Linked DNA regions of Homo sapiens: region 2 is linked to region 1. A link is a contact called in ENCODE Hi-C or POLR2A ChIA-PET data. All regions are on one chromosome and are shown on one strand. Each heading gives the region's core, a stretch centred on a gene start or an enhancer-like site at or near the end of the contact. The rest is flanking DNA. Distances are from core to core; before and after follow the strand shown.

Region 1 (4,648 bases), core at 706-3,205:
ATTGGAAAACCAAAGCATGCTTCCTACAGGAAGTGCCATCTAAGGTAATGAGTAGAAGCTGACCAGGTGAAGAGGGGAAGGTGAATATTCCAGGTTGAAAGCCAGCATTGGCAAAGGCCTGGAAATGAAAGAGACCACAGGACAAATTCTGGGAACTGCAGATCTCTTCATTATCTTTAAAATCAAGGGCTATAAACTCAAATTTCTATAGAGGCCAGGTGGGTACAAATCACAGAGTACATAAAGCAGGCTATGGAAGGAGCCACAGCTCAGCAAGAACACTGCTAATCTTGGTGCCAGTGGCAAGGACACAGTAGGAGGTGATGGAGACGGTGCCCTGTCTAAGGGGCAGCTGGTGCTTAGCTTCTGCCTACTGGGGATGTGGCCCAATGTTAGCAAATCTGATTTTTCAGAAGACAAAAGAAGATGTTGATAGCTTTGATAGTTTCGAAGTTTAAATATCTTTGAAATATTCCATATTGGCACTTGCCTGTAGTCCCAGATAGTTGGGAGAATTAAGTGGGAGGATTACTTGAGCCCAGGAGTTTGAGCAGTGAGCTGTGATCATGCCACTGCACTCCAGTCTGGGTGACAGAATGAGACCGTCTCAAAAAATGTATATATACATATATTAAATATATACAATTTTTTCAAAGATTGGTGATGCATTTTTATTCATTTTAACCACTGTGAAGAAACATGTCTGCACGCCAACTTTGTCCCGCTGGCCTCTGGTTTGCAGGCTCTGGGCTTCATCAAAAAGGACCAGAGATGAGACTAAAAGGGTCAGTCAGGGTCATGTATACTGGCTGATAAACAAAAAAAAGAAGAAGAAGCGGAAGAGGAAAAAGAAGGAGGAGGAAGAGGAGGAAGACCAGAGGAGGAGGAGAGAAGAAAAAGGAAAGGCTGGCCACTTCTCAGAGCTCAGGTGTAATTTGATGCTATGGTGCGTTGCATATTTTTTAAGGGAGAGGTCATGTGGATCAGCTAAGCTGTGAAAGTTGAACTTGTTTTTTTCACCAAATGAGTCTGTTCATTTATTCCTTCATTAGCAAATGTCTACTGCACACCAACCATGTGCCAGCTCCCTTCTAGGCATTTAGTGTACATCAGTGAACAAAGCAGACTGATCCTTGCCCTCAAAGAATTTCTGTTCCAGGGAGTGAGAGGTGGTAGAGGAAGACAAAAACATTAAACGTAAATACATAAATCAATGTTTTAGGAGATGATAGGTTTCATAGAGGAAATAAGGGAAGGCATGAGGGATAGAGAGGAGGTGGAGAGGAACATGTAGTTGCAACTTGAAATAGACGAGTCAGGGCAGGCCTCCTGGAGAACAGAATTACAGATGAGGGAGTTGGCCATGCAGATATCTGGATCAGCATTACAGCAGAGGGAACAGCCAGTGCAAAGGCCCTGAGGACCGAGTGTGCCTGGTGTGTTGGAAGACCTACTAGGAGACCATGTAGCTAGAGGATAAACAGGGGGAGAGCAGTAATAGCAGCAGTAACAGTGGAAGGTAGAAAAAATAGTATTGGCTAACTCCTGCAGCTGTGTGCATATCTGTCAGAAGAAGAAAACCTCCATCACCCACAAAAGCCTCTCTATAAAGATACCGTCTCCAGCAACTGTTCCAAGGAGGCTATCAGCTTCCAGGCAGGCCCCAGGGCACTCTAGCCTAAGCCTGACACCTCGGAATCCTAGATTCCTAGACCAGTCAGTGGTCCTCAAACTAGGGAAGGCACATCTCTAGGGGTTGTTGGAGACTTTCTAAGGGATACCTGGACATGGACGGGCTAAAAGGAATCATCGCCCAAGCACTCAGCCTCTGTGTAATCTGTACTAAAGCTGATCTGCCAAAGAATGACCCCCTTGCTCACCAACCCTTTGTCCACTTGACAAAAGAAAAGTAAAAGCACGCCCATCCTCAGTCTCACTACGAGGCATTGTCGAAGGTTTAAAAGCCTCCAGAGCACCCAGCAGGGGAAAGCCCCTCAGTGAGTCACTGCAGCATCAGATCCTTGGGGCTTCCGGCTTTCCTGCTTACTTATTTTCCTGTTGGGGTGCAGGAGTGTTAGGCATGCAGCCTCCTTGGGATGTTTTGAATTAGGTAAGAGTAGAGAGCAGTAGTGGGAGTAATAACAATTTTTGTTTAAAGACTTTGCCTCTCCTGTCCCCAGGCTATTGTCAAAGAACACATTGCTCTTAAGGGAGAATCTTGTTAGAGCAAAACAGACAATGCCGGCAGAGAGAGGGAATTTTACAATCTGCCTCTTTCACATATTTAAACATAGGCAATCGCCTGGCAAGGTGGCTACAACTCCACCTGCCAGCCGCCATGCTTTCCATGAACTCCACCGTGTTACTTGGTCCAGATTAAGGAATAAGCTTTTGTGGAGAGGAGAATATTCACAAGGCCTGAGCCAATAAGGGAAGAGGGGCCAGGCTCCCAGGCTCCTGTGGGCCAAGGCCTGGGGATTCACTGGTCAGACAGCCCATGTCTACCTTCCAGGGGAGGAGTTGTGTCTGGGACTGGGTCATTTTATAGAGCATCCGTAAGAAAGCAGCCTTGCCCATGGGGGACAGGTTGTTTGGGGCTTGGCATTTGGCTCTGATGTGCCAGCTGTTTACTGGGGTTGTCTGGCCTGCAAGCCGGCCAGCACCTGGGGCCTTGTAAAGTCCAGCTCTGTCTATCCGGGAAGGAAGCCACCAATCCCTATACCTCCCCAGGAACTAAATAGCAGGGACAGGGAACCCCCGTTCTCTTTCTTTGCTCATTTCAGATTTCTCCTTCCCAATAAAGCTCCTAAACCCATACCACGGGACACTGTGGAATTTGTTTAGAGCCCTGAACATTGGAAGTGGTGACCCCTAAGGGACCCAACAGCCCCTTGCAGATGAACACTGCAGAGAGAAACCCTGCATGCTGAGGTTATGGCCTTTTGGAAAGAGCAGAAAAGATGAAGTAGGTTATTCCAGGGATGGGACATGTGCCCCATGGAGTAAAAGATGTCACTGGGATAGCAATCAGGCTTAGTTGGACCACTTCAAATGGAGCATGACATTGGAAGAATAAATGATCAGGTGGCTTTCGTGTCTAAAAGTCAACACAGCCCTGGAGGGGAAGTCATCCAGCACTGGGGGATGGTGGCTGGGGGCTGCGTGGTCTGCCAAAGGCACCAATATCCTCCCACCTCACTATGGGTCATGGGTGTCTAGGAATCCCCTCCGAGATTGCTAGCAGGGTTGCAGCAGCCTAACACCTTAGAAATCACCCAGGAGTTTGGAGAGGTCTGGTATAGATAGGGATGTAACAACACTTAAAAAAATTAGGGTTCCCTGTCCTTCAGTCAAACCACCACCACAGGAGCAATGGCTGGATGCAGATATGAGTTTGCATCCAAAGAGTCAAGTAAATCTGCAGGCAGGCAGGCAATAGGGAGGGGTGACCCAGGGCCCTGCTGCAGAGCACATGGCTGGACTGATCCCAGGAGGGGTGGGGGACACTCGTGCCTTCTGGAAATAGGTGTCTGGGAGCAAAGAGTTCTCCAAAATGCTGAGTCCTCTGGGACACAGCCTGCCAAGTAGGATGAATCTCTGTCTGGAATGGAGGGGTGGGAGGAAGAATGGGTTCTGGGCTTTGGGCCAAGTTCGTGGGGAGCTGGCCAGCCACTGAGTCCCAAACGGGACTCAGAAAGTTCAGACTGAAGTGAACAGAGTTAGATGAGATAGGAAAATTAAAGCAATTGTTAAGGAAAGAAAACATTCAGAATTTTAAATATTCAAGGAGCAGGAGGAAATCATGTAATGAATTGGGTGAGGAGCTTCTGGAGGGGAGGACCCAGCTCTCCCTAGAGGTCAGGGTCCATCCTCCACAACCCCCTTACTCAGAGCTGCTCACAGATATTGTTGACAGCATCTGGCGCCACCCCCATCAGGTACCAAGGGTCCCTCTCCCCTGCTGAGTCTGTTCAGACATGGGGCACTGGGGCTTCCGAGTCCCTCTCCCCTGCTCTGAGTCCGTTCAGACATGGGGCACTGGGGCTTCCCCGCCACCTTCATCCAAGTGAGGCATTACACCAAAAATCAGAGGAACCTCAGATATTCAAATGTTCAGCATTTTTCACCTCCTATTAGCCAAAGAGAAAATTATAGCATAACTTCCAGACTGATTCATTTTTTAGCAATTGGATATTGTTCTCTTTCACTTACCATATAAGGAAAGTTTGATCATGCTGTTTCATAACATTGATGGAGTTATTACTCATCTTTATATTTGACTCTTAATTATTCTCCAAAGCAGAAGAACAATGTTTGATACATGCACGCATCCATATTTAGCAGATCTAGTTTACAGAAGTCCTTTGACATACATATAACAGTGACCTATACAAATTCAGAACAGAGGAGCTACATATGGATTTATGATCTTGTTCTTATTAATATTGTGAAATGGATAAATCACATTAGTGCTGCATCATTTTAACCTTGACTTGACTGATTTTATTATCTATCCTACAAGATGGGTTCCATAATTTTTTGCCAGTAGTATTTATAATAGTCCTTGAAATGCTTATTAACGTGTTTGGTTGAATTGAAAAAACAATGTCAGATTTTTATCTTAAGGGAAAATAAGAATTATTTGTCT
Region 2 (4,755 bases), core at 953-3,452, 310 kb after region 1:
GCCGGGCGTGGTGGCTCACGCCTGTAATCCCAGCACTTTGGGTGGCCGAGGCGGGTGGATCACTTGAGGTCAGGAGTTCAAGACCAGTCTGGTCAACATGGTGAAACCTTGTCTCTACTAAAAATACAAAAAATTAGCTGGGCGTGGTGGCATGTGCCTGTAATCCTAGCTGCTGGGGAGGCTGAGGCAGGAGAATCACTTGAACCCGGGAGGCGGAGGTTGCAGTGAGCCGAGATCGTGCCACTGCACTCCAGCCTGGGGGACAGAGTGAGACTACGTCTCAAAAAACAAAACAAAACAAAACGAAACAAAGCAAAACAAAAAAACCACTCTTCAGTTGGCACATGCAGGCAGACAAGCCTCTGGAGTCAATGATGGCAAAAGTAACTGTTCAGGTTTTATCAGATTTTCCCTGTTGTGTGTTTTAAGCAAAAAATGCCGAAGAATCTTTATCTGAATAGCTCAGGTTTTTCTGTGGTCCAGTAAGAGGACATTGGGTGGGGAAGTAGGGGGAATGTACCCATATAAACTGGATGCATTCATTATGTTTTCATTGATTATTTATTGAACTCCTGCTATGTACCTAGCACTGAGCTGGGTGCTGAAGATGAAGAAAAATCAGACAAGTCCTGCCCTCAAAGAGTTCCCCAGACTAGACTAAGTAGCAATAAGACATAAACAGAAAAAGCTATCATAAAATAAAATAGAAAGCAATGAGTGTAAAAGGATTATGGTAAGGTGACGTAAGAATTTTTCTTTTTTTTTTTTTTTTAGACAAAGTCTCACTCTGTTGCCCAGGCTGGAGTGCAGTGGCATGATCTCGGCTCACTGCAACCTCTGCCTCCCAGGTTCAAGCGATTCTCAGCCTCCTGAGTAGTTGGGACTACTGGTGCGCACCACCATGCCCAGCTAATTTTTTGTATTTTTTGTCTTCAGTAGAGACAGGGTTTCACCATATCGTCCAGGCTGGTCTCTAACTTCTGACCTCGTGATCCACCCGCCTCGGCCTCCCAAAGTGCTGGGATTACAGTCATGAACCACCGCACCCAGCCGTAAGGATTTTTAAAAGGGAAAAAAAATGAATATTTACTGAACATCTAGCATGTGCCAGGATCGCACTGAGAATTCTACAAACCTCATCTCATTTAAAGTTTGTAAAAGGACTTATTAACTGTTTCACGGAGGAGGAACCCAAGACCCAGAACTTGACAGGTCACACAGCTAGTAAGTAGCAGAGCCAGGATTAAAACCCAGGGCCATCTGACTCCAAAATACATAGATTAAATGCTACTTGTAAATTTTTCTGCTAGGCATGGTGGCTAACGCCTGTAATCCCAACATTTTGGGAGGCCAAAGCAGGAGGATCATGTAAGGCCAGGAGGTCGAGATTGCGGTGAGCTATAATCACACCACTGCACCCCAGCCTGGGTGACGGAGTGGAACTTTGTCTTTAAAGACAAAGTTGTCTTTAAAGAAAAGTTTTTTTTGCCTGGGCGCGGTGGCTCACGCTTGTAATCCCAGCATTTTGGGAGGCCGAGGCGGGCGGATCACGAGGTCAGGAGATCGAGACCATCCTACATGGTGAAACCCCGTCTCTACTAAAACACAAAAAATTAGCCGGGTGCGGTGGCGGGCGCCTGTAGTCCCAGCTACTCAGGAGGCTGAGGCAGGAGAATGGCGTGAACCCAGGAGGCGGAGCTTGCAGTAAACCGAGATCGCGCCACTGCACTCCAGCCTGGGCGATAAAGCGAGACTCCGTCTCAAAAAAAAAAAAGAAGTTTTTTTTTGTTTTTCTTAAATTCACATATAATGAATGATAAATGCAACCACTTGATAGCTCTATTCAGCATAACAAACAATTGGGTATCAATCTCATCTCTAACTCTGGGTTATTGGGGCTTCTGCCGTTGCTGGGCTTGGCAGACTATCACGTAGGAAAATGTCCCAAGACTATCTCAACAGGCCGCCGCAGGGCGCCATCTCGTGTTCTCAAATGGAACTGCAGCGGAGGAACCTTTGTAGTCCTGAGCCCCTTCCTCTCTCTCTACTTAATATCAAACTGCAAAGTGCTGCAGGCACCATTACCAAAGGCTTAGCCTGAATTGAGAAAACCAGAGACCTCTGGCAACTCTGTATGGGAAAACACCTGCAAATCAGAGTTGCTGTTCTGCTGTGTTTGCAACAAACGTCCTTCATAATACAAGGAGTTCCTTGTCTGTGACAGACCTTTGCTAAGACACTGGAGATTTGAGAGGGAAGATGTGGCCCTTGAGTTGCTCACAGTCTAGTGAGGGAACAGCCAAATGCATGAAAATCATAACTGCATGTGCCAAGTGCTCTGATAGAGAGGAACACAGAGTGAATTGGAAAGCCTCCCGGATGAGATTACCATGGAGCTGAAGCTTTGGCATGTGTAGGAGTCTGTCAGACTGAGAAGAGGTTAAAGATAGATGATCCAGGCTGAAGGATGGGATAGAAAAGTGAACAGAAGCTGGGGCAGAACTGCAAGTGTTTCAATTTCAGCAAAGTCCAGTTAACAACCAGTGGAGGAAAGGCCACAGGTGGCCAGGGGCCAGGTCATAAAGGATCTTCAAGTGATGTTAAGAAGAATAGACCTTCTCCTGCAGGCTATGGGGCTTGGAGCAAGTCACTGACTCAGTTAGATCTGAATTTTATTTTATTATTATTATTATTATTATTATTATTATTATTATTATTATTGAGATGGAGTTTCGCTCTTGTTGCCCAGGCTGGAGTGCAGCGGCATGATCTGGGCTCACTGCAACCTCTGCCTCTTGGGTTCAAGCCATTGTCCTACCTCAGCCTCCCGAGTAGCTGGGATTACAGGCGCCTGCCACCATGCCTGGCTAATATTTTTTGTATTTTTAGTACAGAGGGGGGTTTCGCCATGATGGCCAGTCTGTTCTCGAACTCCTGACCTCAGGTGATCCACCCGCCTCGGCCTCCCAAAGTGCTGGGGATTACAGGTGTGAGCCACTGTACCTGGCCTAGATCTGCATTTTAGAAAGAATAATCTAGTAACAGAGGAGAGTCTGGAAGGGAGAGGACCAGAAACCAGGAACCTGGTTCAGATGCTTTCGTAATTTGGTAATCCCCTTTGTAACTAGAGAAGACATACTTGAGACCCAAATTAAGGTCAAGATCATCAGGGTGGAGACAAAAAGACAGATCTGAGAGGCATTAAGGAAGCAAAACCACAGTGACCGATGACTTGGGAATGAGGAAACTGGAGGAGTTGAGTAAGTAAAGGATACACTCCTGAGGGCAGGTTTGATGGAGAGGATAAGATCCGCTTAGGACATGTGGAGTTGGTATTGAAGGAACAAAGGAGGCAGTTCAGTGGGTCTGGAGCTTTGGAGAGATGTTTCAGCCAGAGACTGGGAGTCATTCACATATTTATAGCTCTGAAGTCTTCGAAGAAATTGAAATCACCCATGAAAAGCGGGTCGTGTGGGACGAGAAGAAAAAGCATAGGATAGTACCTGGGGGACCTTGGATGTTGTTTTCAAGCTTCTAGAAAAGGAGCCTGTACAAGATCAAGAAGGTGGCCCAAAGTGGTAGGAATGAAAAACAGGCACATATGGAATATATACTTCTGAGAGTACCGAAGATTTTCCAAAGGGTATCCAGGAATGGAACTTTAAGAGAATCTTCAATTTCGTGTGTTCTCTTTTCTAAGCCAGATTGCTTGCCAATGAACCAATATTTGAAGGATTGTGCTGTGGGTTTTCTTTCCTACTTCCTATTCCACAATCCTAGTCTGCCACTGTGGTGCATTTTTCCCCAGGGTATGAAAATCTAGGGTGCCAGAGCAAAGGGACAGCTCAAAGTTTTAGTGTAGACAGTGACAGCATCACTAGGAACCAATCAAATATCAGCTGATACACTGTTAAAAGCAATTCTGATGATAGATTATTATGTGATTTTGGGAGGAGATTTCTAATTGAATGACATTTATATAACAAATCTTTCCTTCCTATCTACTTATTTTGTTTTAAAAAAATTTCTCAGTGCTTATGGTCATAAAAAAAATAAACAAAAACAGAAAAAAGAAAAAGTGATGCTGACCCCTAGCAAAAAGAAATAGTCACTCATGGATATATAAACAAATAGATAACATAATTTTTTAAGTCCTATCTGTCTCATTAAGAGATGCATCCCCAGCCGGGTGTGGTGGGTCACGCCTGTAATCCTAGCACTTTGGGAGGCCGAGGCGGGTGGATCACCTGAGGTCAGGAGTTTGAGACCAGCCAGGCCAACCCGGTGAAACCCCATCTCTACTAAAAATACAAAAATTAGCCTGGTGTGGTAATGTGGATGCATCATCCCCAACAAAAGTATACACTTTCATATTAAGATTTATAAGATACTTGTTATTTTGAATACTAATAATTATTACAATGATAACTGCATCCAAAAGAAATTGCTCTTCATCTGACCCTTTTCCATTTAGTCCTGCTGTGAAAATCTTTGTCCCGGCCCCTGCCCCATGTCACTCGTCAGTTTCCATGATTCCTCCTCTCTGTTCCAGGCTCTCCCAAATCCACTCCCATCTCTCAACACCCCAAGACTGATCTTCCTACAGTCTGACCATAGGAGTCCCTGGGAACCCAAAGTGTGGGCCCTGGGGCTCCAGCATCAGCATTGGCATCACTGTGGATTTTTTTTTTTTTTTTTTTTCGAGACGGAGTTTCGCTCTTGTTGCCCAGACTGGAGTACAGTGGCGCAATCTTG

The links. Hi-C counts contacts between places; a loop is a spot of excess contacts on that map. ChIA-PET counts read pairs that join two places held with the same protein, here RNA polymerase II (POLR2A). Pooled maps may share reads with other maps.
Region 2: a loop to region 1 is called in a map of naive thymus-derived CD4-positive, alpha-beta T cell, with 6 times the contacts of the local background. The contact joins two enhancer-like sites. A Hi-C loop is called at or near these places in 1 of 168 maps with a recorded cell type or tissue (naive thymus-derived CD4-positive, alpha-beta T cell), 8 of 37 single-sample maps with no recorded cell type and 9 of 50 pooled maps. POLR2A ChIA-PET finds 5 or more read pairs at or near these places in 2 of 52 experiments (H1 and OCI-LY7).

What each region holds. Positions count from the first base shown.
Region 1 is chr15:79,678,921-79,683,568 of GRCh38, forward strand. No RefSeq gene overlaps it. Among named protein-coding and RNA genes, the nearest start is that of TRC-GCA5-1, 63 kb to the right of the region's middle. Within about 2 kb of position 1,956, at least 2 of the 41 ENCODE cell types and tissues checked have a DNase peak (open chromatin) inside an H3K27ac peak, as active enhancers do.
Region 2 is chr15:79,991,594-79,996,348 of GRCh38, forward strand. No RefSeq gene overlaps it. Among named protein-coding and RNA genes, the nearest start is that of BCL2A1, 23 kb to the left of the region's middle. Within about 2 kb of position 2,203, at least 5 of the 41 ENCODE cell types and tissues checked have a DNase peak (open chromatin) inside an H3K27ac peak, as active enhancers do.